2 separate regions of the Homo sapiens genome follow, and region 1 is linked to region 2. The links are chromatin loops, found by intact Hi-C in ENCODE. Cell type or tissue: A673. All regions are shown on one strand. Each heading gives the region's core, and the rest is flanking DNA. Links, peaks and the distances in the headings are about the cores only.

Evidence for each region. A loop is a pair of places that touch in the nucleus more often than their neighbours do. Peaks named below come from ENCODE experiments on the same cell type or tissue, not always from the same donor. Only the 100,000 strongest peaks of a DNase experiment are listed, where the experiment ranks them.
Region 1: a loop joins it to region 2, with 6 times the contacts of the local background. A loop is called at or near these places in 6 of 110 quality-filtered maps.

The regions. Positions count from the first base shown.
Region 1 is chr5:38,184,926-38,200,173 of GRCh38, forward strand. It overlaps the pseudogene PRDX4P2. Among named protein-coding and RNA genes, the nearest start is that of LINC02119, 44 kb to the left of the region's middle. In A673, for the core only: a CTCF peak has its summit at 8,390 (motif pointing left); a DNase peak (open chromatin) is centred at 8,346.
Region 2 is chr5:37,715,331-37,730,578 of GRCh38, forward strand. It overlaps WDR70 (WD repeat domain 70), which reads left to right. Exons shown (of 18, transcript NM_018034.4): 14 at 5,785-5,885; 15 at 7,525-7,604; 16 at 9,604-9,720; 17 at 11,553-11,715. Among named protein-coding and RNA genes, the nearest start is that of GDNF-AS1, 120 kb to the right of the region's middle. RefSeq lists a silencer at 2,257-2,551 and an enhancer at 8,702-9,901. In A673, for the core only: a CTCF peak has its summit at 8,294; DNase peaks (open chromatin) are centred at 6,441, 7,691 and 8,321; H3K4me3 peaks cover 1,340 bases; H3K27ac peaks cover 6,396 bases.

The DNA of each region.
Region 1 (15,248 bases), core at 4,670-12,669, 470 kb after region 2:
CAACTCTCTGATGGGAGACTCACATTTTTAAACAGTACATTGCCCTGGAAGGTACACTCATGCCACCTGCACTGGCTGGTATGAAGGAAACATGGGTACATTGAATGCACTAAGGAAAGGTGATCCTCGCCCACACAGTCTTGTGGCACAAGTGGGAGCTATGTTAGAAATTTTTCAAGAATGCGGTTCACAGTGGTGAGATCTGGTCAGGCAATCTATGTCTTTCCTGGGATAGAGCGTAAATACAGTCCACCCATGGTAAAAATCAGAGGCAGGCAAAAAATAATGAGGAAGCCATTCACAGAAGAGGAAGCACAAATAGCTACTGAACATAAGACAAAATGAACAATCACAGTGGTTATCAGGGAAATTATAGGGAAAACTGCAATAGGTTACCATTTTATGCCAAAATGTATGAATGGGCATTACATGTCTGATACTACCAAGTGATGGTGTGGATATTGAATAACAGGAGATCTTATGCCCTGCTGGTGGGAGTACACATTGGTTCAATTACTTTAGAGAAAAATTTGGCATTATTTAGTCAAGGTGCAAATGCACATTTGCTATCCTCCTGGTAGTTTTCTATTAGAGCAAATCCCACACAAGCGCTCAGGGAGATATATACATGGATATTTGGAGAAAGATTGTTAAAACAAAACAATGAAAACAACCTGATGTTCATCAACAATGCATACCGAAACTGCGGCACCTTCATATAATTAAGTGTTACAACGGGGGTGGGGGTAAAGCGAGGGGAAATGAACAACTGCTACGTGCATCAACAAGGATGAAGCTCACAAAATGTTAGAAAAAAATCTACTTGTAGACTAATAAATACAATATTTTATTTCTAATATGAAGCTTAAAAGTAAACAAAATATATATTTCTCTTACACATGCACACATATATATAATAAAAAGCATAAATATATGTATGAGAATAAAAAATACAAAATTCAGAACAGTGAGTTCTTCTGGAACAGAGAGCACACTTGGGGAAGGATACACAGAAAGTTATCTACTGCACTGATGACTTCTATTTCTTAAGCTAGGTGGGCATTGATTGTATTCTTCTTTATATCATTTTGTATGTCTTAAATATTTTATAATACATTTTAAAATGTTATTTTGAGGCGTCAAAGAATTTCAGAGCTACAAAGACCTTAGAAATCATCTAGTTCAACAACCTCGTTTTAAACACAATGACAAATAACTAAAATCGGGAAAGAGGAGGTACAACTGATGCCACAGAAACACAAAGGATTATAAAGGCTATTATTAACACTTATATACCAGCAAATTATATAACCTAGAAACAACAGATAAATTCTTAGAAACAGGTTATATAAGGTTAAATTCTTATAACCTACCCAGACTCAATCATGACGAAGTAGAAAATCTGAACAGACCTATAATTAGTAAGGAGATTGAGTCAGTAATCAAAAATCTCCCAACAAAGAAAAGCCCAAAACAAGATGGCTTCATGGGAGAATTCTACCAAACATTCAAAGAAGAATTAACACCAATCCTTGTCAAACTCGTCCAAAATATTGAAGAAGAGGGAACACTTCCAAACTGATGTTATGAGGCCAGCATTACCCTAATACCAAAGCCAGACAAGGATACTACCAGAAAAAAAACTACAGGCCAGTATCTCTGATGGGTATTGATGTAAAAACTCACAAGAAAATACTAGAGAATGGCATACAATAGCACATTTAAAGAATTATACATTTATAATCACGTGGGATTTATCTGTGGGATGCAAGGATAGTTCAACATAAAAAATTCATAAATATAATACACCACATCAAAAGAACAGAGGACAAAAATGGCATGATTATCTCAGTTAATCCAGAAAAAACATTTCACAAAATTTAACAACTTTCATGATAAAAACATTCAACACACTAGTAATAGAAGAAAACTACTTCAACATAATAAAGTCATATATGAAAACCCCACAGCTAACATCATACTCAATGATGGATACATAGAGAACTCCTACAACTCAGTAACAAAAACCAAATAACTCAATTAAAAAAATGATCAAAGGACTTCAGCAGACATTTATCTAAAGAAAATAAACAAATGACCAACAGCATATTCACAGATGCTCAACATCACTAATCATTAGGAAAATGCAAAGCAAAACCAGAGTGAGATATTACCTCACCCCCATTAGGATGGCCACCATAAAAAAAAACAGGAAAACAAATGTTGATGAGGATGTAGAGTAATTGGAACCCTTGTTCCAATTGTAACAGGAGAAGAAACAGGCTTCAGCAGTGCAATCCTGAAGACAAAACACTGTTGGTGGGATTGTAAAATGGTGCAGCATGATGGAAAACAGTATAGAGATTACTTGAAAAATTAAAAATAGAATTGCCATATGATTCAGCAATCCCACTTCTGAGAATTTTTACAAAAGAACTGAAAACAGGATCTCGAAGAGACATTTGCACACCCATATTCATTGTAGCATTCTTCATAATTGCCAAGATGTGGAAGCAACCTAAAAGCCATCGGTAGAATGAATAGATAAAGAAAATGTGGCATATACACAAAATGGAATATCATTCAGCTTTTAAAAAGAAGGAAGTCCTAGTACATGCTACAACAAGGTTCATACCTTAAAGACATTAGGTTAAATGAAATAAGCCAATCACAAAAAAAGACAAATATTGCCTGATTCCACTTCTGTAAAGTGTCTAAAGTAATCAAACTCATAGAAACAGAAAGTCAAATGGTGGTTGCCAGAGGCTGGGGACACAGGGAACCAGGAGCTATTCAATGGGTATAGGGTTTCAGTCATGCCGAATGAACTTTCTAGAGCTCTGTTTGTTATACAACAATGTGCATGGCATATAGTTAACAATACTGTACACTAGAAAATGGTTAAGAGGGTAAGCTTATGTGTTTTCTGGCTGCAATTTAGACAAAAAACACGATGAAAGCAAGGGCCAGAGTGACGGGATGACATGCCCACCATCAGGAAGTTGGCCAAATCCAGATCATTGGCATTTTTCCTGCCTCTTGTCACCTCCTCTTGTCCTGATTTCTGTTTTATTTGTAACAGCATTTCAGAAATGTGAGATGGGCTTTAGAGATGATTGCTCTAGAAGAGAATCAATTCTTTGTTGAACCGTGATGTCTCCACTTTAAATGTTTACCTGTATCTTTGTGGTTTGCTCCTTACACTTCAACTGGCTTTTAAATTGAGTTTGTGGTTGTATTGTAAATAATTATACATTAATATTGCACTCGGCTTTTGCTGCCTTTCAAGCACAGAGCTCAAGGTCCTTCTGAGGCAGTTAAAATTCAGGATTTGCTTACCAGATGAAATGGAAGCTACATTATGGGGAGAAAAATTTGAGACCTAGAAAGGGTAAAGAACTTATCTAACATTACAATGCCATTTTTGTTTGGAGGGGAACAAGTTTCAAGTTTAAATCATTTAAAGCTTCTCCACCCTCCCCTCAGGTCACAGGACAATGATTTGCTTCACACTTTAGCTGTAGAAAGTAAAATGTAGGAAATAGAGAAGTTTTAATACCAGTGGGCCCACATTTTGCCCTTGGAAATGCCCTCCTCCCCACCAGCCTGTGTTCTACTCTGACCACATTTCCCTGGCTCTGACACCTTTCTGCATATTTTCATAACTTTGGGGTAACTGAGACTTTGAGATGAGTGGGAGCATGGGAAACAGTCCCCAGAGGAGGAATTTCTGCTTGTTGAAAATGAGAAGCGCCCGCAAATGGAACTTAACAGCAAAAGGTGTCCTGAGTCATCATTCAGTCCTCGCTGTGGCAGTCATAATTCATGATATCCTGAGCCCTTCATAGGTTCCTGAGAATAACGATGGCTGCCTCCTTAGGCACCCATTTGCCAGGCACGGGGCACAGCTGGGCAGACAGCCCCCCTCTGGGAATTGAAGCTGGGCACCTGGTCAGCTGGCCTGGTTCTGCTCAGGTTCTTGGCTGAGAAAACAGAGACTGCCAGTTCTTTATACCATCTTCCCTGATTATTTGCTTTTTTTTCCGTGAACATGTCTAAGGAGGGTTCCAGAAAATATGTAACTCTGCAACACATAGAGAGGGCAGACAGCTAGCACAGGGGGGTCTGGGCTGGAGGCTTCTCCAAGGCCCTGCTGCCTAGCCACAGACAAGTGGCCTGAGCCCCCGGAGCCCTGGGCCTCTGAGGGTTGTCCGCTGGGTGCCTGTTGAGCCCCTGGATCTGTGTGTTTGGGGCTCCCTACTGGCCGGGGACTCTCGCCTTGCATTCCTTGCCTTGATCCGCCTCTGGGCCTCCCGTCTGACCTCCGGGGCCTGGGTGTTGGCCCGGATTTATGACCCTGAGCTTCTTTTTATCTCTTCGGGAAGTAAACGTTTTGGTTGGAAAGTTTTTCAATTTCCTCCTGGCCTGGACCAAACCGCTCATATTTCCAAGGGCAAGATTCCCCTCTCCTCACAGGTTCTTGTGCCCTGAAGTGTAATTAGGAGCCTCACTCCACCTGCAGACAGGCTCCTGCAAATGCTTTGATGGTGGTGACCACGACAAAGACAGCAGGCTGCTCTATGCTTACCCAAACCTCACATTTGCGGAGTAGAGTTATTGGTTTTTTTTGTTTGTTTGTTTTTAGCAGCTGTAGACACAAGCCACTCCCCTGCAGACCTCCTCCTCTGATTCCCAAAGGAAAAGACCTTTCCAAAATGTATATGAGAGGCAGGGGCACAAGTTCTTGAAGCTGGATGACCGTTGATTGCCTTCCCCTAAGTGTGCCCTACAAGACAATTACAAACTCTCTTGAGCCACAGTCTCTCAGGAGAGGGCTAGAAACCAATACTTTTACCGAGTGTCCCAGGTCCTTCTGCTGCACCCGAAAGCTTTAGAACTGCTGCTGTAGAAACTGTGCAGCAGATGGAATGGGGCAAAGCGAATCTTAGTCCTCTTGCTTTTAATCCCCTTGAAACCCTAAGCATTGTTCTCAAGAAAAGAACATGAACCCAGGACAGTTCAGCCATGTCGCATATTGGGCCTCTCACCAATAACAGTGCTCCATGGTTTTATTTATTTTTTTGCCGAAAGTTTCCATCCAATTACACACGCATCTTTTTTTCTCCTCCACAGTGTCCCATCCTTCCAACTCCCATACTCACCCTCCCAAGCAGTTTCCCTCTTAGCCTGGTCCCCAACACGATGTCATTTGAAAGTCAGGGCATCCCTTTTATACCGTCGTGAATATCTTCCAATCTGATGGGTCCTTTTATCCTGAAACGCTTCACCCGCTTTCCACCCCAGCATAACTTCACCCACCACTGAAGTACCGCCAGCCGGCTCAGGAGGGTGAGCGGCAGCTGTTGCCCTGTTTAGGGCAGGAAGTGAAGAAGAACATGATATTCAATTAAAACTGCAGGGGGAATTCAGCGAGACAGCAGGGTCTAATGGAGACTGATGGCCTGGGAGACCAGCCGGTCTGAGTTCCATTCCCATCTCTGCCACCGGCTCACAGGGGTGACCTTGGGTCTGTCACTAAAACTTTCTGGGCCTTCGTTTCATCTGAAAAATGGTAGTGATGATACCTGCATCCTCACAGGAATAGTTACGAGGATTAGGGAGATTAGAAAAATACACAGGGCTCTTTTGATCCCTTTAAAGTCAGCAGTGAAGGATGGATGGATGCAGAAAGCGGTCTTAGGCTAAGTAGAATTGGCTGCCAACAACAGGATGTGATTTGAGGTGTAATCAAAAGTCGGCCGGTGCTGAGATAGCTCCCCTAGCAGCCTGTGAGCTGCTCTGAAATCCCACTGCTGGACTAGAGAGCCAGGCTAAAACACAAGTGTGACAAGTCGCAGCAATAACATACCATCAGCCTTTGCATGAGTTAGCTGGAGTAGGTTGCTGGTTTCCCAGGAGAAAAAAAAAATGGGCCCTGAGTGATTGAGGCCCTAGAACAGGTAACTATGACTGACGGAGAGTTTAGATAGAAAGAATGCAGGAGCTCAGAGTCAGGGGAACTGTGGTTAGGGACTTTGTGGGGAGCAGAGTGGTGTGAGGAGAGTGCCAGAGCCATGGAGAATGTTAATTACAGAAGCTGATTTTCAAAGTACTACAATAGGCCTGGCGCAGTGGCTCACACCTGTAATCCTAGCACTTTGGGAGGCTGAGGCAGGCAGATCACTTGAGGCCAGGAGTTCAAGGCCAGCCTGACCAACATGGCAAAACCCTGTCTCTACTAAAAATACAAAAATTAGCTGGGCGTGGTGGCATGCACCTGTGATCCCAGCTACTCAGGAGGCTGAGGCAGGAGAATAGCTTGAACCTGGGAGGCACAGGTCACAGTGAGCCGAGATTGTGCCATTGCATTCCAGCCTTGGTGACAGAGCAAGACCCTGTCTAAAAAAAAAAAAAAAAAAACAAAACACTACAATAAATGTTAGATCATTCGTCCCAGTAAGAGCCTTCCCTAGGCAATGTCTGATGTCTAACTTTCATGTAAGACACTGTAGACATCACTTCTTACTAACCTTTGCTCTTTATAAAACTGGCGATCCTACATTATGTGTTCATGACACCAAGAAAAAGCATTGCCCTCGTGAAAGTGCTATGATGATGATGATTGCAGCTGTGCGGGCCAGTATTATCATTTCAATTTCAGTCGGTACCCATTTGTTGAGTGTCATCACACTAGGGAGGATGGTGGGGGAGGAACAGCATGGGATTTGGCGTCCTGGGGCTTGGGTTGGATTCCCAGCTCTGTCACTTTGTTCTGGAACCTTGGATACTTAAGCTTTCAGGGATCCAGTTTCAGCTGGTAAATTGGGATAACAGACCTACCTCACATGCTTTCCAGAGGATCAGATGAGGTGATGCAGTGTGAAAAAGCCATGCTGGATGTGACAGAGGGCTACACAAAGGTGAGCTGCTGTCTAAATCAGGACAGGCTGGGGTCTGCTGCTGTAACAAACAAACAGTAACCTGACATTTCAATGGCTGCATGTCAGCCACAAGTCAGCCTAGGGGGCACTCTGCTCATCAGAGTCACACAGGGACACAGGCTCCTGGAGGAGCCCTTAGCTGCCTGCTCAGGAAAAAAATATGGTAGAGTCTGCATTGGCTCTGAAAGCTTCTGCTTACCTTTCATTAGCCACAGAAAGTCACATGGCCACATCGACTTCCAGTGAGCAGGGAAGTGCCATCCTATCATGTGTCAGAAGGAGATAGAGTTGGAATATTTATTCACAGCCTATGACCCGAACAGTTGCTACTCTACAAGGCTGGATAAGATGTGGTCCTTGTCCTCAAGACGCTTACCAGAGCTCACCTCAAGATCCCTACCCAGGGGTTTTGGAAACATCTCCAGGAAAGTGTACCCTCTTCTTTCTGCCATGGATCCCTGCCCCTGCCTGCCCACCACACGGCCAGGGCCTCATCACTTCTAGCTACCACATGAATGGCTTTGCTAAAAGCAGCTAGAACACCCACATGCTTCCCTGGCCTCTGCCACTCTTGTTGTAAAATAACCTCCAAGGCCTCTTTTTCGGAGCTTGTGCCTTCCCTTTGTCCTTCACCCAGATGTTGAGGAGAGGTGCCCAGGTGGCCAGGTTCGTGACGATCCCCCAGGCTGCAGCTAATTGCACCATGCTTGAATGCAGCTGGGAGGAACAGCTCTTTGCTTGCCTGGAGCCCTTCTTGTACCAGATGTCTGCGGACCTTCCCACCGCCCAAGCTCAGGTCTTACTGCCTTTAGGGAAAGAATGAAACAGGAAAGCTTAGCTCATTTGGTGTCTCTCACCCCAGGTTAGAACCATCTTTCTGTTCTTCTGCTGGAGCAGAGACATCTCTGTAGCTCCCTTCTCCATCACCCAGAGATTCCTGGGGTGGCCTGAGACTCACCAAAGCCTTTTTCTTCCTTCCTCTTGAGTGGTGTCCCTTCTCCTTGGACACTTTAGTTGGAGTCCTGAGAGAGAGAATGAAAGAGTTTAATGCAATACTATTAGTAATAACAATAAATATAATAGGTTACCATGTGCTAGGCTCTGTTCTGAGTGCCTTGCATATATTAACTGATTAAATGTTCACAAGAAGCCTATGAAGTAGGTATTATTAATAGTCCCACTTTAGAAATGAGGAAGAAACGCGCTCAGAGAGGTTATGTAGGTTGTTGAAGGTCACACAGCTAATACGTGGCAGAGCTGCGATTTAACCAAGACCGTGTGACTACAAAGCTCATACAGATCTGTTTTTATCATGGCAATTAGGTCTACAGTGGTTGAGAGAGATGGTTGAGGTTACAGATGGCAAGGGCGCCTTTATTCCTGGTGCTGGCAAAATGGCCTTCCCGGTGTATTAGGAGGTCGTGCCTGCCCTCTGCTGGTCGTGAATGAGCATTGCCACTCAGAGGATGTGGACGAGAACCCGCCGGCAAAGCACTTCACAGGTATTTCAAAGAGAGTAAACAGGCAAATAAACTTGCAGCTTACATGCAGCAGCGGCATATTGACTATTTCTTTCCCTCTGGTTTGGTGTGTTTTACATTTGTTTTTTTCTCCTGGAAAAAAAAAAAAGAGGAATAAAAAGCAAACAGGCAGCTCTCCACCTCTGAGAACAAGCAGAAGAAAACCACAATTATGCAACTATCAAATAACAAGTCTATGTGTTTATTGTCTCATGGAGATTGTAATGTAGTACTAGATGCCCAAAATGTCATCCTAAACAGATGTAAAGGCACATTTTTGGTCGTTCATAACTAAGTTAGGGTAAAATAGTTTCCTAAGTTAATCAGGGTATTCTTCCACTATCGAACGTTGCATGCAAAAAGATTCTTCATTTAAAAAAGTTCAGCTGTTTTGAATTATCTATGTTCAAATAGAAATTTTGTGTCCCTTTCTGATTTGCTGTAGAAAGACAAAGGTGGCCATCTCTGACTAGGCTGCAGTGCAAGTCAGCCGGAGACATAGCACATAGCACATTACAGGGACCCAAGATTTTTGGGCTTATAGTAGTGACTACTCTTAAGGGGACAATCTGGCTTCTTCGAAGGCCCCCAGCCAAGAGGACCCCTTCAGACAAGTCAGTCCTGCCCACTAAATCTTTATGGGGAGGGGAGTAGAAGGGAGAGGAAACACTGCCACGAAAATCTAATCCTGAAAACTGTCCCTGGGGATTAACCAGCTGAAGCCAAGTATTAGTTCTCACACTGCTATAAAGAACACCTGAGATTGGGTAATTTATAAAGGAAAGAGGTTTAATTGACTCAGAGTTCCACATGGTTGGGAAGGCCTCAGGAAACTTACAATCATGGCAGGAGGTGAAGGGGAAGCAAGTCACATCTTACTTGGCGGCAGGAGAGGGAGACAGAGAGAGGAAATTTACAATCATGGCTGGAGGTGAAGGGGAAGCAAGGCACGTCTTACCTGGTGGCAGGATAGGGCAAGAGAGCAAATAGGGAAGTGCTACTTTTAAACAAATCTCATGAGAACTCACTCATGATCACAAGAACACCGTGGAGGAAACCTCCCCCATGATCCAATCACCTCCTACTGGGTCCCTCCTTGGATTACAATTTGAGATGAGATTTGGGTGGGGACACAGAGCCAAACCATATCAAGCCCCTTGTAACAGGTACGTGACCTGAGGAGTCATGGCCTCTAAAGGTTGGATCTTCAGCTCCCAGACAGAGAATTGTCAGCATTCGTAGTTCTTAACTTGGATATTTAAAGTTTCCCTCTCTGAGAAGTTTGAGCAAGTTACAGGACATAGGTCACACCCACAGCAAAACTTTCATTGATCAGGGCTCTTGTGTGTATTTTTCACCCCCTGCCAACACACTCTACTTAAGTAAATGTGAAAACCTCAAGAAAACTGCTGATCAGAAGATTCAGTAAAGCGGACCTACTTTCAGGACATACCTTAGGATCTGTGCATATTCAGATATCCTGCATACCATGCTTGGACCAGGTACATTTATATCACGACCTTGGCTAACTTTTTCTCATCTATGCTCACTGCTTCAAATAATCGCCTCAACATGGGGCACTTGCAAGTCTGCTTCCTTACTGCTGCCTCTGTCCTGGGATCTGGATTGGCGTTTCCAACTGCCTGATGGGTAGCTCCATCTAGATGTCCCCCCAGGACCCGCAAGCAGCATGTCCAGATCTGACCCAAGCATCCCATCCCTGAAAGTCCCCTTGAATGCTTTATTTCTTTTAACGTCATCACAATTCTCCTTGGGATTCCAGCTCAAAGCCCCAAACTCCTCCACTTTGCCTCATGCTCTGTCCCACCAAATGGACCTGGCCAGCTGCGATTCTCTCCTACCTCTGTGCCTTCTTGACCTCCCCCTGTCCTGACTCCCTCCTGGCATGATGTCCTGGACAAGGGGGAGTTTCAGAGCCAGACATGGGTTCAAATCCCAGCTCCATTATTTATTGCATATCTGAATGTGGACTTTTTCCCTTAATTTATTCGAGCCTCATCTGTAAAATTGAAACAAATATGTACCTCGTAAAAGTAATTGTGAGATCAATCAGATAATATAGATTAAATGCCTGGTATAGGGTGAATGTTAAATATATGTTATTTTTCTACCCTCTCATTCAGGCTTCATTATTTCTCACGGGGGCTAACTTTGAGTAGCCTCCTAATTCATCCTTGCCTCTTTGCTCTCCATCACAAGCACTGATTGCATATCCACTACTTGCCAGGCACTGGGCTAGTCACCAGGAAGAGAAACATTAAACAAGTCCACAAGGCCCTGCCCCTGTGAGGCTTACAATTCAATGGAGAAAGTAACATTCTCTCCTTCCTGTGATTTATTGTCACTCTTGTACCTGATGGATCTTGCTTAAGCACAGATTACATGTCATTTTTCTACTCAAGACTGTTAGTGGCAGCCCATTTCCCATCTCATGAGATATCTTTCTTTGGCTGGCATTTAAGCCCTTCTGAATTAATAAAGTTCTCATTTGCTTTTGTAGCCCAATTTCCTTCCACTGCCCCTATGTATATCCTCCTTTCTGTCCAAGTAGAATTACTTGTCAATCCCAGTATAATGGACATTTGTCTTTTTAAAAACTACCGATCCTTGTGGGACATCTTTTCTGTTTCAGAGAAATCTCCATGAGTGAGTCTTGGTGAAAGGCAGAAACTCACAGTCCTTCTCTTTACTCGGTGGATACCAGCATGTAAGCAAATAAACCGGGCTCAGCCAGTCAAAAACTCTACTCAAGATTCTGAGTTTTGGGAAAGTGACACAGTATCAGAAGACACACGCAGAGTATTTAACTCGAGAGACTTCAGTGAAGAGAATATTTACAGAGGTATAGTCAGGGTTAGAAAAACAAACAAAAGATGGTGAAGTTCCTCTGTCCCAGGACTAGCAATGCCCTTGGGGTTCACTTATAAAGATGAATGTTGATAAATGCTTATGTACTGAAACAAAACAGAAAATTGTGGTACTTTTCTCATTTTATCTGCAACAATCTAGGGAGTCACATAAGAATGTGTTCTCAGGCCGGGTGCAGTGGCTCATGCCTGTAATCCCAGCACTTTGGAAGGCCGAGGCAGGCAGATCACTTCAGGCCGGGAGTCAAGACCAGCCTGGCTAAAATGATGAAACCTTGTCTCTACTAAAAATATAAAAACTACCCAGGTGTGGTGGCGCACCCCTGCAATCCCAGTTACTTCAGAAGCTGAGGCACGAGAATCGCTTGAGCCTGAGAGGTGGAGGCTGCAGTGAACTGAGATCTCGTCGCCACTGCACTCCAGCCTGGGCAACAGAGTAAGACTCTGTCTCAAAAAAAAAAGAATGTTTTCCCAGGTTGCCTGGCCAAAGAGGGAAGGGCATGATTTTAGCCTGGACCGGACTTACCAGTACAGGTGCACCTACCAGTGACTTTAGTTCCAGCATTTGAAAGTGATCTCAGTTGTTGGCTTGGTGAATAGATTGAAGCCACTAAGTGATATTATGAGATCAATTTCTTAACATTAAGTAGAAAAAGAAGTCAAAAAATCTTGAGAGATGGGAATGCTGGAGTGAATGTAGCCTGTTTGACCAGGACCTATCCCTCTGAGTTTCTGGAGAGGACCCAAAAAGGCCTTTGCTAAGGCCTTTGGCAATAACACTGGAGAGGAGACCTGCCATCTTTGAACAGTGCTTTCGTGGCTGTTTGGGGTAGGCTGGGTATGCTAGCAGAAGGTGCTACAGTTGAAACAGGTTCTCTGTTTCCAGTGGGGTTGGGGAGCTGGTTGGGAAGTGATGGGGGCAGAGGAGAAGCACTTATCCAGCAGAGACAATGGGGGTGTATTTACTGTGGTAGGCAGCAGAGTTGACTCGGTAATGCGAATAATTTAGCTATCAAGGATCTTTGGCAGAAGCTAAGCGATCCTGAAGGTCCATGGGTATATGAGTAATTCATCAAGTTCCTACTGGATTTGCATAGCTAAAAAGAACTCTCAGGGTGAGAGGCTGTGGATTTGCCAAAATTTGTGTAGTATAAACTCATGGCCAAGAAAGAAGAACACTAAAGCAGCCACCACCCTCTCAATCTCTGACCTCCATGAGGAAATGAGAGGCTTGAGGACTGTGGATAGCAGTGCCACTTTCACATGGGCAGATGATTAAACACTGAGAGGCATCAGTTCATACTTGACCCTACCTGCACTTCAGCAAAACCAAAATTCAAATTACTGAGGAGGAGCAGCTGTGATCAATGGAGAACTTAAAGTGCTCAATTTAAATGGGTAATGTGGAAAATGTCTATTTTTTCCTTGATTTTACATGTATGTGTCCAACTAAAATAATCAATTTTAGTGACAAAATTGAGAACTTAGACCACTAAACACTGAAGTGATCCATGCCTTGCTGATTCACAGTTTACCCATTTAGTATGAAGTCCCACCCCTCGCAAACAAAGAGGACTGGAGCCCGGGGAAAATTTCATTTCTTTCAGATTTTATCCATCAGATCTTAAAGTGCTATGGTGATGTATCTGGAGAACTCAGGCCACAGTCTTAGAGGTTTCTTCACTATTGATGAAAAAGGAATCCAAAGGTAGTTTAGAATGGATGACCCTCCTGTTAGCAGAGTAGTAAATAAAATACTGTATTGGAGTCAAGTGTCCCCGTACACTGACCAGTATGGAAAAGTCTGTCCTGTTGGAAACCTGGTGGTAAAACAAAAATCTCCTACTTTAAAGTATTTTGATAAACTAAACTGAAGAACTAAATGGGAAACTTCACTTTCAGGCCCTGATGCCTAATTTGAAAATTATCAGTAACTTCATCCCATGAGATATTAAATAAACACATAACTTCCAGATTATGTGACCATGTGTCTGATGGAAGCTAAGCCACTATGGCAGAAAGTGACGACAGATAGGGCCCTGGGCAGTACATAAAGAAGTTGGAACACCAAGGTAGGACTGCCATAATACCTCAAGGACAAGAATCGGTCCTTCCTCCTAGTTTTCCAAAGATAACTGAAGACCACTTACCATGGTAACTGAGTACCAGGGAAAGATTATTTTGACATTGACTCTAAACTAACAAATTGTTAGAGATTGGAGAAGGGGCTTATGGAGACCATGAGATTAGTGACGTTTTGCCCAAATCCACTTCAAATATGGCTTCATGAGATCCCCATCATACCTGGTTGTTTCACCAGTCCCTAGGCATATAGTTAAAATCAATATTTAACAGTTAGAAGAATCCTCACTTGTGAAGAAAGATATTTCATGGCAGGAAGGACCCAAAGAAAATGGCTGGAGGGCTCTACCAAAATATTAAAAAAAAAAAAAAAAAGAAAGAAAGCAAACGTTTCTGGGAAGTGGGGGAAGGAGGAATGTACCCATGCAGATTAGTGCTAATTGGAAGGTGCAGGCCAGGCGCGGTGGCTCACGCCTGTAATCCCAGCACTTTGGGAGTCCGAGGCAGGCGCTTCACGAGGGCAGGAGATCGAGACCATCCTGGCTGACACAGTGAAACCCCGTCTCTACTAAAAATAAAAAAATTAGCTGGGCATGGTGGCGGGCGCCTGTAGTCCCAGCTACTCGGGAGGCTGAGGCAGGAGAATGGCGAAAACCCAGGAGGCGGAGCTTACAGTGAGCTGAGATGGCACTGCTGCACTCCAGCCTGGGCGACAGAGTGAGACTCCGTCTCAAAAAAAAAAAAAAAGAAAGAAAAGAAAAAGAAAAGGAAGGTGCAGGGATGGTGACCCTTCAAAATAAGGATAGTAATATTGTTTATCTCGTAGAGCTATCGTGATGATTAAATGAGTTAATACATGCACGATGAAAATGATAATCACAAAACAAATGCTAGCTACTCCTTTTGCAATTATTATACTTGTAACTCCTATTTAACCCTGCATAGGGATATGCAGAAGACAAATGACCTTCAAGCATTATTATAGGTTATTTTAAGCATAATTAGGTGTGGTAAGATTCAGGACCTAGAGAGTAGAGGAATAATCCTCCTCCCCAAATACAAGGTCTTTTTACTTCAATTTGCTTGGGAAATTCAATGGGCTAGGGCATGTCAATATATCTCCTCCTGGGTGAAGGCACATCCCTGTACCCGACACCTCCTACCAAGAGGCAAAAAGCTAGGCACGCCTCTTTGGATTTTGAGTGGGGTGTGAGTTATATTTGCATTGTGCTGCTCTGAATCACTTTTAGCTAATTTAACTTAGTGTAAGATACCCAAACAAGAGACAGTTCTCCATCTGATCTAGCAGTACCACTCAACTTTCTGATTCAGGAGTCCAGTGGATCTTGAAGTATTTGCAGCAGTTTGAGTTTCTGTGAGGAGCCTATTGCAACCCCCAACAGGAGATCACAGCAAAGGCCCTGAGAGTCTTTGAGCAAAGCTATTCTATTTCAATCAACAACTATTTTCTTTTGAGGACTTGCTACGGAGCCTTAGTAGAAAGTGAACCCCTGACGACAAAACATCAAGTGGCCATGTAACCTGGTTGCTTATCGTGAACTAACTGTGTTATTTGATCCAACTAATCATAAAGTCAGTTGTGCCCAGCAGTGTGGGCACGAAACGTCAGGTGGCCATGTAACGTGGCTGCCTATCATCAACTGTTATTTGATCCAACTAACCACAAAGTCAGATGTACCCATCAGTGTTCCACCATCAAATGCAAGTGGTAGATATGGGACTAGGCCTGAGCAGCTTCTGAAGGCACAAGGAATTTGCAGAAGTGGGCAGCTCACACTGCCAGCTTGCTGGAATCT
Region 2 (15,248 bases), core at 3,555-11,554:
TTCTGGCAAAAAAAAAAAAAAAAAAAAGACAGTTGCCACAAGTCTGGCCCATGGTAGAATTTCCTTGGAACTGGAGGAATGTGGAGGAGGGGAAAAGGAGAGGCATATGCTCACTTAGCAAGATGTGTAGAGAAAATGTCTGCCTTTAAACTTTTCCATTGAGGGGATATCTGTAGAGATCAGGAGGTGGTGATGAGTCTTAGTTATTGGAGACTGGGGCTTACTCACCATGTTTGCTTCCTGAACTTCAGAGGGATGAAGCCAAGTCTTGTGGCCCATGCATGTGGCAAGGCCATCCCAAGTTTGAGAAAAGCAAGGCTTTGGGAGAGAGTGGAGGGAACAAAGACAGGACAAATAGCCTGGAAAAGTTGAAACAATTCCCATTTTACTCTCATACTTCCCTGGCCCAATATTTTAATATAGAAAACAGTTTTTCTTTCTCTGTGAAGAATATCTTGGGCTTGTGGAAGTCTGAAGAAAGTTCTTTCTCCAGTATTTTTTTTGTTTTTATCTGTTTTCTTTTTATTTGTTTTGGGTTCACATCTTGATCTTCTTTCTTAGTGTCTGGAATCTGCACACACAAACACACACACACGCACACACACACACCCATTCAAATGTGTTGGATAGTCCCAAGGATGTCTGTAACTCTAAGACTGCCTCTATACAAGTCTGCAAAATTGTGTAACAGACTCCTTCACGGACAGGTGTCAGGCTTTTCATTTGAAAATTGTGAAAAATGCTTGTTCAGGGAATCACTGCATTAGCTTATCCATTCTTGTACTATATGACAAAAACCAAACGTGAAAAAACCAGATGGAGTTTGGTTTACAGTATGGGTCAGCAGCTGTGGAGGATCCGGAAATGGAGTTTCAACATAATCATGTTTAAGGTATAAAGTTATGAAGGCTGTTGGCTTTCTTTTAGCATGTAGAATAAGGGCGTTGTTTAGATATGTGCATTGCAGATCCCTAAGATGTTACGCAGGCATTGATTTCTTTTATAGTAACATTTGTGAACTGGGAACTAGTGGGCTTTTTAAAAAAATGATTTTAGTAATAACTCCTTTTTAATACAAACTTGCTAAGGTTTCTACTGGGTTAGGTGGGTTTGGATATGATTAAATGTCAGCTACCTTCTTTCTGCCCCATCTTTCCAAATAGGGCTTTGCATGGTTAAGTAGTAAGGGAATGAACAGTGGAGTTGGAGAAACCTGCTTATTGACCCAGCTCCTCTATGTGCGAGTTATTATGTGACCTTGGGAAAGTTACCACTCTCTACAGCCTCAGTTTCTTCATCTGTGAGATGGGATGAGATTATTAATTTTGTAGTATTTGTGAGGACTCAATTATATTAAATAATATAAAGTTCCAGTACCTAATAATTCCCTTTCTACCATGTCCTAAAATGTAAATCATTTCTCTCTTTGGTTTCCTTCTCCTCCTCCCCTTATTTGCTTCCCTGGTTCCTCTAAAAGTAAACAAAATAACCACAGAAATAAATTATTTGGAAATTTTTGTGGTCTTTTCACTTTTGCTAAGGGGTAATTCCAAAATTCCTATTTTGGAATTTTGACACTGCTAGCTCGACATCGTGCTCTCTTTCTCCCCGGCCTACCCCTCTCTTTTTTCTTTGGTCTCTGCAGAGAAGAAAAAAATCTCTCTGTTGAGCACATTAAGGTCTTGTAACTCCTTCTAGTCATGCTTATGGTCTCCTATTCCAGTTCTTGTCTCTTATTTTTGGGCAAATTTGTGGTTACCCTCCACTACCAAATTAAAGGGTTAAAATGAAAATGGGCTTTGGTTTAAAAGAATAAGCTTCATTTTGTGCTGAAATGTAAAGTTCAACTTTGGCAGCTAGAGGAAGCCATTAGTGAACCCACATGTTTTAGGAAATGAAGTAGATTAGTGTAAGAATAAAACACTTTGTCAATTTAATTAAGCAAATAAGTTTATTAAAATATGCAGACTAATTTCAGAACCTAGTTCTTTGCACTGCAGTGGCCTTCTGCCATTGGAATCTCATGATATAATGTGAGGGCTTTCTCTTTGATTCTGTAGATCTCATGTCTTGATGTTCCTTCCTGGTTCTCTGGTCCTTTTATTCAAATGTGCTCTCTATGCTTTATTTGCTGCATTTCTCAGTGACTCCTTAGGTCTGAATGTGTCACGCTCCCAGTAAAGAAGCACTTCTTCAAGAACAGGATGAAGAAAGTTTGGGGTGGTTGGTTGATCGAGGGATTGTACTCTTTCTAAGTATTTATAGCTCATCTGTCTTCTGATGTTGGTTCCTTAGGCTTCTAGCAGGCACGTGTCGCATTGTTGTTAAGCAAAGCCGGTATGTATGTTTGACAAGTTAGCAGCGTGGCAGCTCAGCTTGCTTCCCAGCCCTGCCGCAGTCTCAGGGATTGTTTGGTTTGGCAGGTAGCCAGCTCTCTGCTATAAGATGCATTTCCTTGACAGGATAAAATGTGGAGCCGCATTAGCTGCAAAGTTTACAAAGGTTAGCTAAACACACACAATAAATATTAATAAACAAAAAAGGCCCACCCACCTTTGGCTTTAAATTTTGTTTCTTCATTTCGTGTTTTAGAATCCTTGTAGTATTTGATTAATAACTGGTCTTAGGGTAATTGAGCCTTAAGTATCCTCTGCCTAAATCAGATTGCTCACTGGCCTCTCATTTGCTGCTTAGTGACTCATTGCCACAGTGCATGGGGCTCTGGAATGACTGTTTAGTTTAAGGGGTCTTATTTGCCTCTCCCTGTTTCGGCATGAAAGGAGGGTAAATATGCTTCTCTGTAAGAACATATACTAATCAGCTATATGTGTGTGTAAAGGCTCTGGAGGGTACAGGATGTGAACAGGAATAGAGGTGAGGTGTCCTTGGACTCCCTGGAAAGCAATTGGACCTTGGTCTGTTGGCTTGGGCAGTTGCCTCTCTCTAACATTTACACCCTCAGTGAAGAGGGAGAGAGTAACAGTAACCTGCTGCCCCTGGAAACTGCCTGTTTGGCTGGATGTCTTGGAATTTATCAGGCCTACATTGTGGATCTTTTCCAATTCTGCACCCTGCTCACTTGAAAACATATTTGAGAACTAGTAATCTTAGACTGCTGAGCCAGACCTCTAGAGAACCAAGAAAGAGAAATAACTCTAATACTGTGCCCTTAATATTGTCCTGGGCCATTTATGGGTGGCTGAGATTTCTGAAAGCCTTTGACAGCCGCTTTCATTATTCTGTGATTCATGTACATTCTCTCTCTCTAGGACCACATTAGGAGGAATCTAACCCTGCTACATTTGTAGGATACCTGAGTATAATAATGATATGAGGAAATCAAATTATTTCTCATGGAGTAATGATTTTAATTTGAAAATTGTCTCCAGCTCTACCTAGCAAAGCAATCCATTTAGGCATGGGTGAACTGTAGCTTTTAATTCATTCCTTTGGTGAACATTTTTTGAGCACCAGACACTAATCTAGGCACTTGGGATATGTTGCCAAACAAAACTGACTGAGATCTTTGCCCATGAAATATGTGTTCTAGTGGGGAAGGCAGACAATCAGCATCATTAATAAATAAGTTATATATTATATTAAAAGATGATACATGCTATAAAAAAAGAAAAGCAGACTAAGGGGAGTTCTGGGGCACAGTTTTAAATTGGGTGGTTTAGATAGCAATGACATTTAAGCAAAGACTAAAAGAGATGAGTCTTGGCTCAGATGGATTTCTTCTACATAGGGTTTCATAAACATGACTTCATGAAGTTATGTTTGTGACTCTCCTTATGTTTCCATATACCTGGCTGTGGCCATCTGGGAATTTCCAGTGGTCTATCTCAAATTAGTCTCAGTGGTGGAGCACCTAGAAGCTGCACTTTGTAGACCATGAGCTATTGATATACTTAATTACATCTTCCCAACCAGGAGCAATTTTATTAGGAGAAAATGTGACTTTTATATGTATGCATTATAAACTAGGTTTTACAAGCATAGGTACAAAGCAACAACAACCCCCCCCCCAAAAAATACCCAAACTATCAAATTAAATATATCTTATTTTTTCAAGTTTTTCTGTTAATATTTACTCACTATTATATTTGTTTTATCATCTTTTAGAACTTGCTAGCCTGGGTAGCAGGCACCATAGATTTGAGAAAAATTGTGGAAAGCAAGCCTAAAGTTGTGAAAACCTGCCCCTTTAACTTAATTTTCCCCCCAGCTGATGGGGAAAACACAGCCATTCTGATTTGATTTTCTCTGTACAATATCCCATTCCTCTTCAGTGGTACATAGGTTAAGAACCACTCTTCTAGAGTAAGTCTGTTAAATCAGATATGAATTAAATAAAAGTCTTGTAGACTCTTTTCAGCTTTCTCCTTAGTTCCTCTGGAATCTCAGGTAAGGGTTTGCAGCCATTTACCTATTTTTTTTTGGCCTATTTTTTTGCCATTCACATGGGAGTCAGAATTTTTATTTCTTTGTTTTTTTCTTTCTTTCTTTCTTTCTTTTTTTTTTTTTTAAGAGACAGAGTCTCACTCTGTCACCCAGGCTGGAATGCAGTGGCACAATCATAGCTCACTGAAGCCTCAAACTCCTAGGCTCAAGCAATCTTCCTGCCTCAGCCTCCTGAGTAGCTCGGACTACAGGCGCGTGCCACCATGCCCAGCTGGGAATCAATGTTCTATCAAAAAGGATCTGAGAGATTTCAAGATATTCTGTCTTAACAAAAGAGTGGAATGAGTAGAGACAAGGAACCAAAGAAATTCAGCCCAAAGTAGATTTAGGAGACGTAGTCATGATTTTCATTTTACCACTAGAACTATAAAATGCTAATATCTAATCATACCCTTTTCCCCTTTAGTCCCTATATATAGTTTGACAAGTGATAGATTATTAATAAACATTGAATTAATGCTTCCACTCATATCTTGTTCTATCAGAGTGAGTTCTATAGAACCTAGTACATGGGGTTTCTGTTTACTAACATTAGCTTCATCTTTTTTCCCTTTAATTCTGTCCACGCTATCCCTCCCACCTCTGCCCTCTTACCACAGACAAAAATTAAAAACAGGTTATAGTTCTCACTGAGAACTTGTGGTTCTTTTCAGCCCCAGAGCACCACTTATTTTCCTTACCAGTAATGAATTCATAGGATCATAACTTCCAGTGAACCTTCTCTTAAACAGCTTTTCATTTAGGTTAATGTCAAGTCTTTGTATTCTGTATCTCTGTTTTACTTCTGCTGTTGTCCTGCTGTTTTATCTCATAGATAGGGAGACATTATTAAATGCCTACAAATGTGCATTGTTTCTGAAAAAGCTTTATGAGATTTGGATCTTTGTGAACTAAAAACAATAACCACCTGGTCTCAATCTGCTGTCCAGAGGGACATATTGTATGTGTGTAAGAGCATGAAATTCGCTTCAGTGGTAAGTGTAACTGAGTTATGTGGATTTAGCATTCCATGATGCCAGCCTCACGTGGTAATGGACCTGGGAAACCTAATTTTGTGGTTTCAGGGCTGTCCAGAAAGGGAGATAATGTCAGGAAGAGAACATCTTTTTTATTTTTATGGAGTATCACCCAGATAATAAGTGATGGAATGGAATTTTACTTCAGGAACACAACTTTATGGTTTAAAAGAAAATGTCTGAAAGTTAGAGGTAAACCATCAGGATGATATTTGATATAGTAGACTAGCCATCAAAGTACCAGCAGGATTGTTTCCATTTTTATCTGGCCTCTTTAGTCAACCACTGCGCTTTTCCTTTGCAGAGTGTTGTTCGCTGCCTGTGGCATCCAAAGCTGAACCAGATCATGGTTGGAACTGGAAATGGATTGGCTAAAGTCTATTACGACCCCAACAAGAGTCAGAGGTATTTCATAAGTATTGCCTGTTTTAGATGGATGACAACAACTGGGGGGAGGGATTTCCCTCCCACCCCCGCTTTTATTTATTTCCCACTTTGATGGAGATCCACCCATTTAGAAAATGCAGCTGGAACAAAGTAAAGCCTCAAACTCCTGGTATTGTGCTTTAAAAAGGATTTGAATATTGCCCTTGATCCACACTGAATTCAAAGCGAAAGTTTCCTGGGAATTTGCAGTTGTTTAGCTGAAATGTTGAGTGCAAGGGGGAAAAACGTTCTGCCCACTTTGCATACCACCCTGGACAGAGGCATTAGCAGTGATACATGTAAGAGATTTAACAAAGCAGGGAACTAACCACTTACAGGAAATGGAATCAGCTTGTCCATTTTGCTTCTTTCTTTTTTGGCTTCTAGCAGTTTGGATGTTTGGCAAGATTATTCTCTGTCCGCAGAAAGGGACAGCACAGATACGTTTCCCCTCCACCCCCATGCCCACCCAAGTTTCAAACTTAAGCATACCACTGTATTTCAAAAGTCTGAAAACGTAACTAGAGGTTCAGTCATTTCCTCAGTTATTTCCGTTTTGCTTAGGCACAAAGATGGATATGTGTCATCACCCAGAAAAGATGGTTTTGTTTCTCTCTCTTAAAGTACAGTGACTGATAAGCTTTCTTTAGAGTAAGACTTGGTTAACTAGCATTAAAATTCACATGTGAAATTTACTGGGGTCCCATATAAACCTGTTTTAAGGTCCCACATCCTTTGAGGAAAGGAAAGCCAGCCTCTATTAATGAATATTCATTGGCCATAATTTTGCTCTGAATAGAAGCAGACAGCCCCATCTTCCTTCAGAGCTTCCTGGACTAGAGTTGGAATCCTGGCCTTATACAATAAAGTATATTTATGGTATTTGAAAACAAATAGGATTTTATTTGTTTTTTAAAAAAGAAATTAAAAATGCTAATGTACTTAGGATGGGAGTCTGTTTCACTTGAGAAAATGATGAGCCTCATTTGATAGCACCCATTTAGAAGGCACTTTCTGTGGAAGCTTTGCTTTAAGAAATTTACTTATTTGTATTTGCTTCTCTTGAAAAGGATAACTCTGTACTACTAAGGAGAAGTGCAATGTTCTAAGCACATTTTTGGTTAATCCCACACATTCTTGGGCCATAGCCCCTCGGCAACACTGCCAAGCCAACTCAGTTCCAGACACTTGTACTCTTGTATTTGAAAAGTGGACATATGCCATTTGGGGTGTAGACCACCCAGGTTGCTTTAGTCTGAGACATAAACTAAAATTTTAACCCTGTGACCTTTAGAGTGAAAAGGTTGGGTAATTTTATTATTTAAGATCTTAAAATTTCACATTATTCCTATAGGTTTTGTAAACTTGTGTCCTGTTGCCCTGTTACCTCTCCAACCCTCTTGCTTGTTAATAACCACTGACTGACAGACTTGCTTTTCCATAAGTTTAAGCTTTTATCACTGAGAGCCCATCTGTTGCCATCCCTCAGAAAGTCAAGTACTTGTGTAGATGGAGTGCATGCACAGAGTATGTTCCTGAAAGTATCTCATGTTTTCAACATGAAATTTTCTGTTTCTAAGACCAAGTAAAGAAAATAATTTGCTTTTACACCCGTTAGGGGAGCAAAATTATGTGTGGTTAAAACCCAGCGGAAGGCAAAACAAGCTGAGACTCTAACTCAGGACTACATCATCACCCGTAAGTCGTTAACATGCCTCTCAATCATGCATCTCTCTTCTACTCTCATGTGGTTTTGATTGCATAGCTTTAGAGACAGAGAAAGCCCTCAGAATTCAGGCATATATTACAAAATTGCCCATTCATGTGGATAGGACTACGAGTCATGTAACAGCTAACCTCTGTGGCTTCTGTGACTCATCACAGGGACAGGGTTATTTCATGCAGCTTTCAACCCAAAAGGGAAAAGCCTGTTCGAGTCCAATACATTACTTTATAGCAGTTTTTTCAAGAGTAACAGTCTATTCCAAGTGTGAACAAGAAAGAGTGCTGGTCTTGGAATCAGGAGGCCTGGGTTTGTCCAGTTCCACCACTGAGTGGCAATGTGATGTTGAACAACTTAACTTTTAATCAGGGAAGTGTGGCGACCAGAGGAAGGGTCTCTTCCAGCTTTCTCTGAAATTCTATGACCATGTGCTAGACTGATCCACAGGAATTTGTATATAAAATTAACTACCTGGGGTATGAGTAGAAAGCTTACTAGGGCAGAGTGGTTTCTCTCACGTATGTCACACAACCTCATTAATCTGGCAGATGTGTGTTCCCAGAGCCACAATCTCAAACCTGCAACAGGTGACAGCTAGGAAAGAAATAATGGATGCTACAGCGATTATCATTAGTGGATGGCCCTGTGGACTTTATCAGTGACTCAGTCTGGAGCCCAGGGGGCGCTGTACTGCTGGGTTTTCTCACTGGTGGTGGGTCTCATATGAGACCAAGTCCCTTGGAGCTTATGACCAGTAAAGAGATCCCATGACACTTTTTGCAAGAGTAGAAGTGTTAAAGTCAGTGTCATAACTAGTCTAGCTCATGTAATTACATGCGGCCTACTTAAATTCCTCCAGTCGTTTGAAGTGAAAAGCTATTTTCCCCCTCCTAAAAATACTGTTGTGTTGTGTTGCCCAACTGAGTGACGGGTGGCTATGTTTCTCAGCTCCCCTGACTCAAGGCAGGCATGTTTTACTGGTGAGTGATATGGTCTGGCCTCAGTTGGCAGTATAGGTAGAAGGTAGGAGGGGATACTGGAAGAGGTTTTGAGGTGTTATAGACATTTTATTGATATTATAAATTCCCTTTAACCTTTCCCTTCCTTCCCCTGGTCCCCCGGGAAAAGTTTCTTTTAAAGGGGGTTTAATCTGCACGTAAGAGTCAAAAGAAACTGCTAGTACTTTTCTGGGGCAAAAAAAGGGAGTTATTTAATACTTCCCCTAATAACTCTTTCCTTTTCCCCTAGAATATTATACTGTTTTCCTTTTTAAATTCTTATAATCTTTTATATTCTGAAATTTAATTTTGACATTGAGTAAACAGTAACAGCAATTGAACGCATATTACTTTGGTTTTTATTTTCTTATTTTGCTACCATATAGCAGGAGGGATAAGGCCCCATTAAGTCCCCATGCCAAGAGATTTAGGCACCTCTTGCATTCATGGCAACCTTTATCCCAGTTTCAGTGGGATAAGTGTTCCTCCCTTCCGGTTACTCAGTGTTGTCAACTCCTCCTGAGAGGTGGTCACATTTCAGAAACGTGTGAAGTGATTCCAGTGTTTATGAGACATCTGAGGAAACTTCAGGGCTGACAGCAAGCTGTTGGCATTATTCACATTTGGGTCCTGTAAGAAAAAATAAGAGGCAGTCCCAATATGTGTTTCTTTTCAAAACCACGGTAATTAAGTTTTAACTGCTACCCATGGTTTGGGAGATGGGGAGCCTCACCGATGTTTCCATGACAATATTTGACAGTATTTCCTGAGTGCTGTTAGCTGCCAGGAGAGGTGACCAGTGAGTCTGGTCTCAAGCAAAATTGGCTAATTGGTTACAGTAAGACTGTCTTTTATTATCAGATCAAGACTGTCATTATGACTTCCATTTCATCTTTCAGTTAGTCATGCTTTAACTATGTTTTTGGATGGGAAGGTTATTGTTATAATGAAATTTTTCAAATGTGACTTCTTGTAGCTCATGCCTTGCCTATGTTCCGTGAGCCCCGCCAACGGAGTACAAGGAAACAGCTGGAGAAGGACAGACTGGATCCCCTGAAGTCGCATAAACCTGAACCTCCTGTAGCAGGCCCAGGTGACTGTGATCCAGCTAGTGACCTGCAGAGGGGGTTCAGAGGCAGGGTGGGGTAATTGATATAAAATTGGGAAGGTCTTTTGGGCCTGGATGCTTCTTTGTCTTCAGAGAGATTTTACTAGTGTTTTAAAAATGTTTTCTTTTTAGTAACAGAAAAGCTGATGCAGAATCCAGATGTATAAAGCTGATAAAAATTGAGCTTCTATACTGAAATAGGGAGGAAGACTGGGGCCCTTTCTGCTTGGTCTCCAACTAGAGTTTTCCTAGCTGGCCTCAGGGGAACTCGGGGGCTCAGTGGACCTTGGAACCCAGTGTTAAAACCACTGCTCTCAATATTGGCTTAATGTACAACACTGGGCACTTTGACCAGAATCCAGGCTGGATTAGGTTTCACACAAGGCAGAATGTGGCCATCATTTAGATTTGTGTTGATATCACTAGAAGATGAATAAAAGTCTTTAGAGTTTTTGAGAAGTAGGTACCAGAAGAAAGCCAAGCAGCACTGGCTAATAGTATAGCACGTACCTTGACTAGAATTTCATTTTCTGTTATCATCTGTGTAGTTTCTATTTGGTCTGCTCCTTCAGCATAGAAAACATTTTGCATATCTATCTTAATTATTTTTTTCATTTTTTTCTAACACCGTCCTAACTAAAGTTTCCAAAAAAGATTTTTTCTTGGATTATTGTGAACCCTTCTAACTATGCACCTTAGTCTCAAGTCACTCCCTTTCTCCCACCTCACTTCTATTTGTCTTATACACAGCTTTAATCCCTAACTCCATTAGCTTTTCATGTTGCTACAGCCTCCAAACCTTCATAAGCTTCCCACTGTCCAATTGTCTTTCCAGAGATTCAAGGTTCTGTACAGTCCAAATCAAATCTACCCCTGTAGCTTTACACCTTACTTCTTTCCTGCTCTGATCTTTTGAGATTACTGTTGGTTCAATCCTGTCCCCAAATACCCATTGAACTTTCTTCTTTCTGCATTTTTGTACTTAACCCATTCTGCTTATTGAAAATAACCTTCTTTACCTCCTAAGCTTTCACAAATTGGATCCATCTCTTTCATAAAGACCTGTTCAACCACCTGAGCCTGAAGTGCTATCTTCCTCTAAGTGCCATAATAGTTACTGGCCATACAAATTATCTCACAGTTAATTATTTCCTGCCTTATTTAGTTTCTTCTTATCTTGATTTATGAAATTAATCTTTTAGTGTTATTTGGCTTTTCATATGTTTATTTTATCTTCCTAAGAAGTCCTACATCTTTCTGAGTACCAGTCACTATACTAGCTGCTAGAGATCTAGTGGGGAACAAATCCCTGCCCTTAAAGAGGTTCCTATTTCATAGGGAGATTATAGTACAGCAGAGCAACATGAATCAGTATGTTTAGCTTATTTGTTTTCTCTTATAATACTCAGCAAAGTACCTGTAAGGGACTTGGAAGATGCCAAGCCCTAAGATATGTTTATTTAAATAGCATCTAATGAATATTGTTTATTTTTATTAATTGAATTCTAAATGTTGATGCCAGAGGAACTTTTTAAAGCATATAGATGGCAAACTATCTGTAATTTTTTCTATATTGGTATCATTCTGTAAGTTAAGCAACTGAGACATAACAAAAAAATCTCTTCCTATTTAAAAGTGCTATCGGGAAGTTGAGGTTTGGTGATCTCTTTGGTTCTGATTGTCATAAATCTAAGCTGAAAGGATGAAATTTAAGTACTCTTGAGATTTGTGCTCAGATAAGTACAGTGTACACAGATATACCTATGTATCCTCATGCTCATTCAGTTTCTAATTTGGTTTTTTTTCTTTTGCAATAGGTCGTGGTGGCCGAGTTGGAACCCACGGGGGCACTCTCTCTTCCTATATTGTGAAGAACATTGCTTTGGACAAGACCGATGACAGTAATCCTCGGGAAGCCATTTTGCGTCATGCCAAAGCAGCAGAAGACAGCCCATATTGGGTTTCTCCAGCATATTCCAAGTGAGAATATAGCTTTTTAAAACAGGAAAATTGTTATGTTTAATGAATTGGGGAGAACATAACAATGTTGTTTTTGAGTTCTAACTTCTCTATTTCTTATTTCATACTTAGATATGAAAAATAGGCCAGGTACTCATGGTCTTTAAACCTAGGCATTTGTATGTATCATAAGACTCTAAAATCATGAATTTTAAAACTAGGCCCATTCCATCAGAGTTGTAGCATAGTGTAAACCATTATGTGAAGCCCATCCTGCCCATGATTAAAACAAACAACAAACAAATCACTGCTTATGTGCATTATCTTAGTTGACGAGGGTTAAAAGCAAATGAAGCAGTTTGTAGGTCTGTTATTATGAACTCACTTTTATTTATAGAGCTGTATATGTAAGTAACACTGCAGAGTAGATCCTGCCTGCTCGTATTCCCTCAGACAGCTTAGCATGGATGAATAGGGAGTGGTTCCTAAAGCTATCAAACCAGCTACATTTACATTAAAGATAGGTACTATTATAGAATTTTCCGTTTTTATTTTTATTTATTTATTTAGAGTCAGGATCTTGATCTGTTGCCCATGCTGGAGTACAGTGGCATGATCATAGCTCACCGTAACCTCAAACTCCTGGGCTCAAAGGATTCTCCTTCCTCAGCCTCCTGGGTAGCTAGCACGACAAGCATGCACTGCCACACCCAACTAATGTTTTAATTTTTTGTAGAGACAGTGTCTCACTCTGTTGCCCAGGCTGGTCTTGAACTTCTGGTCTCAAGCAGTCCTCCCACCTCAGACTCCCAAAGTGCTCGGATTACAGGCATGAGCCACTCCACCTGGCCAGAATTTTCAGTTTCTAAATTTTTAAACTTTTTAAATTTAATTTTAGATTTTTAGGAAAGTTGCAGAAATAGTACAGAGAGTACATATATACTACTCACCCAACTTCCTCCTAATTTAACACTTTACATAATCTTAGTACAATTAATTATCAAAACTATAAAACTAACATTAGTATAATACTATTAACTAGCCCAGGTGCATTAGCTCATGCTTATAATCCCGACACTTTGGGTGGCCGAGGCAGGCAGGTCACTTGAGATCAGGAGTTCAAGACCAGCCTGGCCAACATGGTGAAAGCCCATCACTACTAAAAACACAAAAATTAGCCAGGTGTGGTGGCATGCACCTGTAATCCCAGCTACTAAGGAGGCTGAGGCAGGAGAATTGCTTGAACCCGGGAGGTGGAGGTTGCAGTGAGCCAGGATCACACCACTGCACTCTAACCTAGGTGACAGAGTAAGACCTTGCCTCCAAAAAAAAAAAAAAACAAAAAAAAAAAACAAACTAAAACTATAGACCTTAGTTAGTTTTTGCCAGTTTTTCACTCATGTTCTTTCTCTGTTCCAGGATCCCACATTGTACTTAGTCTCCTCCCATCATAACAGTTACCTTTCCTATGTTTCATGATTTTGATGCTTTTAATGAATACTGGTCAGTTATTGTGTACACTTTCCCTCAGTTGGGGTTTGCTTGATATTTTCTTATATTTGGAATGAGACCATGCATGTTTGGCACAAATAACACAAGAGAGATGTTGTGTCCTTCTCAGTGGATGTCTTATTACTGGTGATGCTAACTTTGGCCACTTGCTTAAGGTTATATCTGCCAAGTTTCTCCACTGTAAAGATGCTTTCATTCTATTTTCAGTTGATAAACTTCTTGGGAGTGATATTTTAAGACTATGCAAATCCTGTTTCTCCTCAATTTTGCTGTCTAATTTTATCATCCGTGAATGAATTTGCCTATAACAGTTATTACTATGGTGTTTGCCTAAGGGTGATTTTCTGTTTCCCTCTTTTCTTCTGTGTTTATTAATTGGAATTCTACCTAGAGGAAAAGTTGTTCCTTCTCCCACATTTTTTTATTTTTCAAGTATTTTTAAAATATTGGTATGGTCTCTTACATTATTCTGTGAGATAAATTCCAATACTATCATTTAGTTTGTTGCTCAAATTGTTCCACCTTTGGCCAATAGAAGCTGGAATGGCTTCAGAATGGCTCCTGGCATCTTTCTCAAGCGCCTATATATTTTTTTAGTACTTCCTTACTTTCTGGCACCACAAGATGTTACAGACTCATCTTGGTTTTTCTTACCCCCATTCTGGAATCGACCACTTCTCCAAAGAGCCGTGGCTCCTTTTGTTGGAGAATGGTGATTAGAAACGAAAGGCTGTGTGCTGGATGTGCTCCTTGCTACTGCAGTGCCATTGCTTCTAGGTCCTTTCTGCTGACAAAGCTAGGAAATACATGTATGCATACTAAGCTACCCATCTACACACATCTGTGTTTCTGAATGTATCAATCTGTAGTTATATTTGTAAAACCATGAGTTTGAATTGATGTTTCTGATTTCAGTCCTGTATCACAGGTTCCCTAACTTTTCTCCTTTCTGTATTTGTAACTTCTTTCTCCGTTAATGAGAAACCCAGCTCTTATTTGTTCAGGTCTGGCATATACATTAACTAGTTTTAGAATTGCTAACTCATATCCCTGTAAGAATCACTTTTCCTATCTGCATGGCATAGTTTGTTTACAGTTCTTCTTGTCTTTAGCCTTAAAGTATACTTTCTTCACCACCCCAGTGATTGTGGCTGTGTTAGCCATTTGAAATGCAGTTAGGTTCATTTTTTAGTGTTTATTTCCCTTTTTTGGGTTTTCTTCACGTTCTGTTTATTTTTTGGAGTGTGTGAAATATTACTATGGTTCTAGGAGTCAGAGCTTTAAAAGAGATTTTCTTAGAGAACTGTCTCTTCCTCTTCATTCCTGCTCCCTTTTCCTATTCCCAGTCCCCCTTTTTTTCAGTCCCTTTCCTATCCACCCCTTGTAGCTAAATAATCTTTTTAGTTCCTGGTGTATCTTTCGGGTATTTCTTGAGCAGATACGTAAGTATCTTCTTACATCCCCGTATTTCCTATGTGAAGGGTAGCATAATGTAAATCATCTTTTTTTCTTTTTTGGTCTAAGTTCCACTTGAAAATCTTTGGTGAAGTGTAATTACAACATATGAACACATGTATAGAGTAAAATGTCACCGTTTTTAATATACAAATACTAACCACAACCAACTTTTATCACAAAATTATTGCTAATCTGTGATTATCCACAAAGTAGTTGGTTATCTAAATGTTTCTTCATTAACATTTTAGTATGAAATTTAACTTTAAATGAACTTTGGGAATACTATTTATAAATATGTCAGCAACTTTTTTTGTTATGCTATTTTTGAAATTTGAATTGATCAGTTTAGGATTTTAGCTTCTTTTCATCCCCCATCTTTATTGAGGTATGATTGATTTAAAGATTTGTATATATTTTGGTGTATAACTTGATATAAATTAAGTCATATTGATTTGCTTTTTTTTTGGCTTTGCTTCTTTTTCACATAGAACTCTGCCCTAGAAATCACTCTACATCAGTTCTTGGAGCTCACTGTCATTGATTTTCATAGTTGCATAGTACTCCGTTGTACGAATTTATCATAG